2 separate regions of the Mus musculus genome follow, and region 2 is linked to region 1. The links are chromatin loops, found by intact Hi-C in ENCODE. Cell type or tissue: gastrocnemius. All regions are shown on one strand.

The links. Peaks named below come from ENCODE experiments on the same cell type or tissue, not always from the same donor. Only the 100,000 strongest peaks of a DNase experiment are listed, where the experiment ranks them.
Region 2: a loop joins it to region 1, with 8 times the contacts of the local background. A loop is called at or near these places in 20 of 42 quality-filtered maps.

Annotation. Positions count from the first base shown.
Region 1 is chr9:108,093,715-108,098,714 of GRCm38, forward strand. Apeh (acylpeptide hydrolase) reads right to left here and starts at 766. Exons shown (of 22, transcript NM_146226.2): 1 at 721-766; 2 at 513-645; 3 at 1-34. The coding sequence starts at 732. It overlaps Bsn (bassoon), which reads right to left. Exons shown (of 12, transcript NM_007567.2): 12 at 2,308-5,000. In gastrocnemius, CTCF peaks have their summits at 844 and 2,063 (motif pointing right); DNase peaks (open chromatin) are centred at 58, 840, 1,372 and 2,073; H3K4me3 peaks cover 2,072 bases; H3K27ac peaks cover 2,291 bases.
Region 2 is chr9:108,281,662-108,286,661 of GRCm38, forward strand. No RefSeq gene overlaps it. Among named protein-coding and RNA genes, the nearest start is that of Nicn1, 6.3 kb to the right of the region's middle. In gastrocnemius, a CTCF peak has its summit at 2,952 (motif pointing left); a DNase peak (open chromatin) is centred at 2,960; H3K27ac peaks cover 829 bases.

The DNA of each region.
Region 1 (5,000 bases):
TTCTCCATTCGATCCAAGTCCCTCTGAGTCCACTCTGCAAGGGAGGCAGGGGGCTGCTCAACTTGTCTGGGCCAGTTTGGACCACTGCCCACCAATCAAGGCCTATCTTTCCCAGTCTGTCTCCGGACAGCCTGAGTATAGCCTGGACAACACTTCACTTAATATAACCTAAGCCTAGGCTCCCAGAGCCTGAGCTGACGGTCAGAGAGAACCCACTACCAACCACAGAATTTTAAGGGCAACATAGCTGTTGTTGGGTTGTAGAATGTAAGGGCCGGAGAGTCCTGCGAGGCCCACACCTTGCACTCAGGTCTGAATTTTACTCCCACACCTTCAACTCATTTACGGAATTATTTATCAGTAAGGCTAGTGCAGCCCCCAAAACACCTGTGCGCAGGAACTACAGTTGGGTTTCCTCCCCAAACCCGTGTCAAGCAGCGTGCCCTCCACAGTCCCCATCTCTCCACCTGGATGCACGGCCCGTCGCCACCCAGTTCCCTCGGTCTACACACCAGTGTGCACAGTCCGATAGAGGCCCCCATACTGCGTGGTGACCTCCGGGCCCAGGCAGGCGGCGCTCAGCGAAGGCTGGCGGCTAAGGCCCCGGTACAGCGCTGCCGCCTCCTGGGGCTCACTCAGCAGCACCTGCGCAGGGGACACACCAGGGTCAGGCTCAGCCCGGGCTACGGAGGCCACGGGGGCCACGGGCCGAGCCCTCACCTGACGCTCCATAGTCGGTCTTTCGGTAGCAGCTAAGTCCCGGAAGTGAAGCTCCGGGGGCGGGGCCTAAGGCGGTCCCCAGTTTCCGCTACACTCAGTGGCGACCTGGGACCCGCAGGGCCCTGTATAAGCTCCGGCCAGTCGGCAGGGGGCGGGGCCTGGATAGTAAGAAGGCGGGGCCTACGAAGGAGCCGCCCGGAGGGGAGGAGCGGGAAACAAAAATTCAGTCGAAGACTAGGCAAGTGGGAGGCAGAATCAGGGAGTCGAGTCCTGGGATTTTTAGAGAGGGGAGGCTCCGAGGAGTGAGGGCGGACGTATAGCAGCAGAATACAGAGCCGGTGTTCAGAGACAGGGCAGGTCTGGGAGGAGTGAAGGAAGTAGGATTGGACTCCAGCCGACTGTGAGCTGAAAGCTGCGGGATCAGAGAGAAAGCCCTGAGCGTTCGAAGGGTGGGGCTTCGGAGGAACACTAATGATCCTTAAGGATGAGGGGGCGGGGGCGGGGGCGGGGACGGGTGGGAACCGAATACAGAGACTAGCGGGTCTGTGAAAGCGGAATGTTGCGGGGCGCCTCAGTCGCAGGGATCTCTTTCAGCGCTCTCCCCATCTACTGCAAGCCAGGCGATTAGGAGTGGGAAACTTAGGTTCCCGGGTGGAGCCCTGGGGCGCCGGGCAAAGGGCGGTGCTGAACTCTCTGGGTGCTACCCTGGCTTATCAATCACCAGACTTGCCCCTAAAGCTATCTGTTGCCACAGCCTTAACCCGCCCTTCTCAGAAGCTCCTTGCTGCGGATCGTGAGCCGACTGGGTCTCAACCTACTCCAAGGGCCGATGTGGAGGGTCAGACTTCACCTAAGAGCAGCGAGCGTGCTGTGGAAAGAAGAGCCTAGGCAGACAGTCTCCTGCACACGACACAGGACTAGGTTGACTTAGGTGACAGCAGAGAGCAAGAGTGGTTGGGCAACAGTAGGTATCTCCCCCTCCTCCATATAGCTTGAGAGTGGCTGGTCTTTTAGACCAGCTATGGGCCCCCTTGAATGAGTGCTTTCTTTCTTACTTGAGGCAAAATTGATACTCTTTAATCTCTGTTTCTTATTTTCTAGTGCTGCTTAACTTATATTTGTTTAGTTTCTCTACGTAGTTCTGGCCTCAAACTCACAGAGACCCACCTATCTCTGTCTCCCAAGAGCTGGGATTAAATGTGTGGGCTATGATATCCAGCTTGAACTATTCTTGACTATACTAAGGATTAAAGTCTCAGCCATGGGGGACTGGGGGGGGGGGGGGAGTTTCGAACAAGGTAGGCAGATGTAAAGCTTGTTTGATAGCACCAGGGGGCAGCACTTGCCCATCTAGCTCCTGGGAACCAGGATCCTGAAAACTGTCTGGTGGCTTAGGACAAGCCTTTGCACCTTCCTGGAGGGTCATGTTTGAATGGCTTGGTGTTGACTCCGCCTCAATTGTGCCAACATTTCTGAAATTTTGCTCTTTCTCATTTTTTTCTTTAATCGTGGAGAATACTGTCACAAACGTTGGCATCTACCTGTTTGGCTAAGTGTTCCCACTTCAGAAATCACCCCGAGACTGTCTGAAGGTTGTTTATATCAAGTCCTTTTATTCTGATACCACAGAAATACCTTGTCACAGTACAGGGGAGGGACACTGAAGTACCACGAGTTCTCACAGAGCACAGGAGGACGGCACACAATTCACAAGGTCATGTGGAGGACTCGGGTCATTGCACTTACAATGTAAACTTGTTTGTTTGACTTTGTACAGCACTCTCCCCCCTCACAGAGAGAAGGAGAGAGAGGGGAGGAGGAGGGGAGGGAAAGCAAAAACAAGACATAGAAGCTAGAGGGAGAAAATGTAGATGGCCACCACTCTCTAGGGTACCACACTTGAGAGGAATTGATTTGACCCCAGAGGCTGAATGAGACTCGTGCACACACGCACAAACACACACACACACTCACACATACATACATACATACACACACACACACACACACACACACACTCATGTACATGTGCTTACACATACAGTATCTCATGACTTCTATGGCTCTCCAGTGCCACCCGGTGCACATGGTAGCAGGGTGCTGGCACCCAGGGAGACAGAGATGGCATCTCCAGAGAGTTTCATTTGATTATATATGTCCCTCCGGCCCTGATGGAGTCCATGATGACACATTATTTACAGCAAGGGAGGAGAAGGGCTATTGGGCAGGACTGTACTCTCACGGACAAGGACCTGCCTGGAAAACTCCCCAGAGGCTCCAGCATACAGACCAGAATTGCTGCCCTGGCTGTTCTTTCAGTGTGGGCCCTGAGACTGTTCACCCTGCCCAAAGAACAGGAAGAAGATGGTGCGAGGACCATCCCTATGAAGTGAGTGTGTTGAGGCCTTGCGTGGGCAGAGGAGGGTGCCCTTGCTTATGACACTAAGAGGGGAGAAAATGGAGGTCTGGGCTCTACACAGAGTCAACATAAGGGCCAGGGATACCTATGGCCTAGAAGACTCCTGCAGTCATATTCACAGAAGGGCAAAGATCTGTCCTGTGGGCACAGCCAGGGATAGAGTAGCAGATATCAGAAATGTCAGAAAAGAAATGTGCTGTAAAGTTAATACTTTAGAGCCTAGGGGTCAGCCAGAGACTGACCCGTGGACACCCTGCCTGCCCTCATCCCCTAGTCTAGCCCCTTGACTCTGAGAGGAAAGGAATACAGTCATGGTCCCAGGTATCTAGACCCTGGGCACATCCTGTACACACCTGGGCCTGGGAGTTCCTCAAAGAGGGCCTTCTTCAGCCCTTTTAGCGATGGCCCCATATAGCCCAAGTTTGATCTCTGAGATATTCCATAGTGTGAAGAAAGCTAAATCCCGGGAACTCGGGCTCTTAAGTCCAACACAGCTTGAAGTGTCCCAACCACAGCTGCCGATGGTGGGACAGGATCCCACACTAAAGGATTTATAAGCCTTGTAAAAATGCATGAGAAACGTGAACCCCTGAGAAATGCATGGTATACACCAAAGCTCTCTGGAGGCAGGCCAGACTTTAGGGGTCAGGCAGGTACTGTCTGCCCTACTCCTGGGCCAGTGAGGGAGATGCTGACAACAGTGTGATACTTATGCCTCAGAGGAGGCAAGTCCTGGGGCAGATGTGGAGAGGGTTACACCAACCCTTCAGTAAGTTTTGCTCTTGAGAGACCTTCTGGGCTCAGTTTGAAGCTGTTATTTATGTGAACAGTTTTTTCCTGAATGATATTTTCAGCCATAGCCAGCTCCTTCTGGGTACCTTATGACCCCTGGCTCCACTCCAGATAGATCTCTTGGCTCACAATCCTTTAAGCTTCTTCATCACAAAGGAGAGACATAGAGCAGAGTCAGTCAAGATCTGGGAATCATAGGGCACAGCCAGGATCCCTTGGCTTCTGCCTCTCCACAGATGTGCCCCAAGCTTTGCCCTTGAGCAGTACCCCACTGGGAAGATGTGACCAGTTTCTTTTGGCTCAGGCCTGGGATAGGAGGAAAAATGATATACAAGTAGAAATCCTACAGCAAACCCACAGAATGTCCATACACATGCATCCTGTGCGGGCTCCCCTCTCTGTCTAGTCTAAGGTTTGTTTTTATCTGCTATTGTACACAGATAAAAACTGCAAGGTGTCTGGGGCCTCACTGCCTGCTCCCTGGCCTGGCAAATGTAGGCAGTTCTGGCAGGTCTTTACTAGCGTGTCCCAAAGTCAGGGAGAAGCGCTCCTAAAGGAGAGGTTTGGAGGCGAAAAGAACTCCAAGCAAGAGGTCGGGCATTTAAAATGAATGAAATCGTGCAAAGAAGCTTCGAGCCGTGCATGCTCCAGTGCCAGACAGGCGGCGACTCACCTGGCAAGCAGCGAGTCCTGCCACAGGTCAAACATGCCACAGACTTAAAATTTACACATGCACACCTGCACACGCGCATACACACACACACACACACACACACGCACGCACGCACGCACGCACGCACACACGCACTCACGCTCTCCATTTCTCTCTCACACACACAGAATGTGGGGACAAGGATTGGGTTGGGGTGATGGTATGAGCAGATAGAGCTATCCAGTTTCTCAACTGCATGTTTGCAATTAACTCCTTATATGTAACACGGAATTTATTAAATATTAACAGTTGTCTTTGAGGGTTTATATTTCATTGCATAGAACATTAGAGATGAGACTTGTGGCTGGGCCCGAGATGAAGGGAGGCCTCCCAGGGAAGGGCTTTGGGGAGGCATGT
Region 2 (5,000 bases), 190 kb after region 1:
TTCAATGTCGTCTTCCGGTCCACTTGGACCCATCTTGCATATGGTACACAGACAGACATTCAGGCAAAACACCATAAACATAAAACAATAAATCAGGGGACCCTAAAACTATGAACGGTGATATGGCTACACAGGTTTGGTGACTTGTGTTTGACTCTAAACCCTTGTAAATGTGGAAGGAGAACACCCACACTACAGAGTTGTCCTGTGTGATGGCTAACCTTGGCTGTCAATTTGGCACACTTGGGAAGAATGAATCTCACTTGAAGAATGGCCTCCATCAGTGTGGCGGGTGGGCATGTCTGCAAACTAGGAAATACTCTGACCTCCGTTCACACTCTGTAGCATGCATCCCCAAACATGTATCACACACACACACACACACACACACGCACACACACACTTAATAAAATAAGATCTGGAGAGTAGGCTGGAGAGACGACTCAGAGGTTAAGAGCACTGACTGCTCTTCCAGAGGTCCTGAGCTCAATTCCCAGCAACCACATGGTGGCTCATGATCATCAATGAAGGGATCTGATGCACTCTTCTGGCATGCAGGTGTAAAGTAAATTAATTAAACTGAAAAGGTTTTTTAAAAGATAAGTGGGGGCTGGGGAGATGGCTCAGAGGTTAAGAGCACTGAGTGCTCTCCCAGAGGTCCTGAGTTCAATTCCCAGCAACCACATGGTGGCTCACAACCATCTGTAATGAGATCTGACGCTCTCTTCTGGTGCTGTCTGAAGACAGCTACAGTGTACTTACATATAATAAATAAATAAATCTATTAAGGGTGGTTGTGAGCCACCATGTGGTTGCTGGGATTTTGAACTTCGGACCACCTTCGGAAGAGCAGTCGGGTGCTCTTACCCACTGAGCCATTTCACCAGCCCCAAATAAATAAATCTTAAAAAAAAAAAAAGGATAGGTGGTAGCGGTAGTATACAACTTTAATCCCTGCACTCCAGAGGCAGAGGCAGAGGCAGAGGCCAGCAAATCTCTGAATTCAAGGCCAGCCTGTTCTCCAGAGCAAGTTCCAAGACCAACAGAGCTATATAGAGAAATCCTGTCTTGAAACAAACAAACAAACGACTGGAGAGTTGGCTCTGCAATCAGGAACATTGGCTGTTCTTCCAGAAGATCTGAGTCGTCGTCGTCGTCTTCTTCTTCTTCTTCTTCTTCTTCTTCTTCTTCTTCTTCTTCTTCTTCTTCTTCTTTTCGAGACAGGGTTTCTCTGTATAGCCCTGGCTGTCCTGGAACTCACTCTGTAGACCAGGCTGGCCTCGAACTCAGAAATCCACCTGCCTCTGCCTCCCAAGTGCTGGGACTAAAGGCGTGTGCCACCACCGCCTGGCAGGATCTAAGTTCAAGTCTCAGCACCAACATGGTGGCTCACAACTATCTGTGCTTCCCATTACAAGAGTCTTTTTTTAAATAAAAAAAGATTTATTTATTATTACATGTAAGTACACTGTAGATGTCTTCAGAAGAGAGTGTCAGATCTCATTATGGGTGGCCATGAGCCACCATGTGGTTGTTGGGATTTGAACTCAAGACCTTCGGAAGAGCAGTCAGTGCCCCAACCTCTGAGCCATCTCTCCAGCCCTCGTTACAGGAGTCTTAGTCCCTCTTCTGGCCTTCAAGGGCACTGAATTCATGTCATGAAGAGACACACATTCAGGAACAATGGCCAAAACCATAAAATTTTAAAATGAATAAAAACATATGCTATAGGGGGTGGAGAGGTGGGTCAGAAGTTATGAACACTGAGTGCTCTTTCTGGGACCCAGGTTTGGTCCCCAGCATCCACACAGCATCTACATGGCAGCTCACAACCATCTGTAATTCCAATTCCAATACTCTAAACCAATGAGCGATCTCTCCAGACTTCAAAAATAAATCTTTAGGACAGATATGGTGGCCTTTAACATTAACACTTGGGAAGCAAAGGCAGGTTAGTTTGAGGCCAGCCTAGACTACATAGTGAATTCCAGGGCAGCCAGGCCTATGTAGAGAAGATTGTCTCAATAAATAAATCTTTAAAAAGATTATATTGTATATGTATATGTATATTGCCTCTCGTTTGGGGATATGCATGTGTGAGTGTAGGTGCCCACAGACACGGGGTGGGGGGCTTTTGATCCCCTAGAGCTAGAGTTATAGATGACTGTTTGATGTTTAATGTGGATCCTGGAAGCAGAACTGGAGTCCTCTGCAAGAGCAGTATACACTTTTAACTGCTGAGCCATCTTATCTGTCTTTTTTTTTTTTAAAGATTTATTTATTTATTATATGTAAGTACACTGTAGCTATCTTCAGACACTCCAGAAGAGGGAGTCAGATCTCATTACAGGTGGTTGTGAGCCACCATGTGGCTGCTGGGATTTGAACTCAGGACCTCTAGAAGAGCAGTCAGTGCTCTTAACCTCTGAGCCATCTCTCCAGCCCCCATAAATAAATTTTAAGGAGGCTGAAGAGACAGCTTAGTGGCTAAGAGCTCCTGCTGTTCTTGTAGAGAACATGGTTCAGCTCCTAGAACCCACATGATGGGTTACAACCATTCACACTTAAGCACATACATGGTGCACATACATTCATGTAAGCAAAACAATTATACATGTAAAATAAAACAATTAAGAAAATAACACCCTCACACCCCTTTCAAGACAGTGTTTCTCTGTGGAGCTTTGACTGCCCTGCAACTTGCTCTGTAGACCAGGCTGGCCTTGAATTTACAGAGATTTGCCTGCCTCTGCCTCCCAAGCGCTGGAATTAAAGATGTGTGTTACCACTGCCTGGCAAGAAAATAAGAAATTTAAATAAACAATTTTTAAAGCCTAAACTCTGGGCTAAAGAGATAGTTCAGCAGTTTAGCACTAACTGCTCTTCCAGAAGACCACATGGTGGCTCACAACAGCCTGTATAATACCTGTTCCAAGGGACCTGGTGCCCTCTTCTGTCCTCTGAGAGTACTGCATACGTGGTACCGAGCTATAATCCTACAAATAGATAATGAATTTTGAACTCAGCGAACCAATAGACCTACACTTGTCAGTGCTGTGCTGTGTTGTGCTACTCACACCCACATTCCCGACAAGATCTTCTACTCACCTGTTTTCTGCCTGACCACACACGGCAAGCAGAGCTGGGGCTATAGCCCAGGGGAACCATGCTTACCCAGCATGCAAAAGGTCTTGACTTTGAGTTTCCATCACTTAAAAAAAAAAATCATCTTTCTCCCAAAACTGATTGGTATTGTAGTGTTTCCTAGGAGCTGCTAACCAGACTGTGAGGATGTCTTCCCATCCCATAGCACATTTTGTGGGCATTTTGTCTGGCTAGCATACACAGGCCGTTCTCTTAATTCCTTAGCATTTTTCAGGGTGGGGAGATTGACTGAACAGGACAGGACAGACAGACATGTCTATAATCTATAATTCCTAGTTCTTAGAATACCCAAGATACAAGATACAATCTGCAAAATACATGAAACTCAAGAAGAAGGAAGACCAAAGGGTTGACACTTTGCTCCTTCTTAGAATTGGGAACAAAACACCCATGAAAGGAGTTACAGAGACAAAGTTTGGAGCTGAGATGAAAGGATGGACCATCTAGAGACTGCCACACCCGGGGATCCATCCCATAATCAGCCTCCAAATGCTGACACCATTGCATACACCAGCAAAATTTGGCTGAAAGAACCCTGATATAGCTGTCTCTTGTGAGGCTATGCCGGTGCCTGGCAAACACAGAAGTGGATGCTCACAGTCAGCTATTGGATGGAACACGGGGCCCCCAATGAAGAAGCTAGAGAAAGCACCCAATGAGCTAAAGGGATCTGCAACCCTATAGGTGGAACAACAATATGAACTAACCAGTACCCCCAGAGCTCGTGTCTCTAGCTGCATCTGCATCATTGGGAAGAGAGGCCCCTTGGTCTTGCAAACTTTATATGCCTCAGTACAGGGGAACGCCAGGGCCAAAAAGTGGGAGTGGGTGGGTAGGGGAGTGGGGGGAGGGTATGGGGGACTTTTGGGATAGCATTTGAAATGTAAATGAAGAAAATACCTAATTAAAAAAAAACAATAAAAAAAGGGAAAAAAGAGAGAAGTTAACATTATTTAAAAAAAAAAGAAATGATAGTAAAAAATGTAAGCCACCCACCCACCCACCCATCCATCCACCTACCCACCCCTCCACCCACCCACCCATCCATCTACCCACCCACCCATCCACTTAACAAATGCTGATTGAGCCCTTATGATCTAGGATTTATGTATTTATGTATTTTTATCTTTTATTGCCTGGGTTTTTTGAAACAGAGGTTCTCTGTGTAACAGCCCTGTCTGTCTAGAATGGGCTCTGTAGACCAGGCTGGCTTGGAACTCACAGCCTCTTGCCTCTGCCTCCCAAGTACTGGGATTAAAGGCATGGGCCACCACCACCTAAGTCTAAGCTTCATTTTAATTGTTGGAAATATCCCCATAAACATGAGAGGCCAAGTTCAGCTATGTAGTTGATTGTTTGTTTGTTTGTGTATTAGTAGTACTGGAGACTAAACCCGCTTGGGGTCTACCTAATGCCAGCAAGTGTTCTACCTTTGAGCACTGCCCACCCCCCCCCCCTTTTTTTTTTTTTTTTTTTTTTGAGACAGGGTTTCTCTGTGTAGCCTTGGCTGTCCTGGAACTCACTTTGTAGACCAGGCTGGCCTCAAACTCAGAAATCTGCCTGCCTCTGTCTCCCAAGTGCTGGGATTAAAGGCGTTCGCCACCACCACCCGGCTCCCACCCCCTGTCTTACTTATTTTTAAGGGCCTGAATGTATGTCTGTGCACCATGCCTATCATCAGATCTTCCAAGATTGGAGTTACAGAAGGGTCATGAGCCACCATATAGATGCTGGAAATTGAACCCAGGTTCTCTGTAAGAACAGCCAATTCTCTTAACCACTGAGCCATCTCTCCACCCCTTATTTTTGTGTTTTTTTTTTAAATTGACTCACAC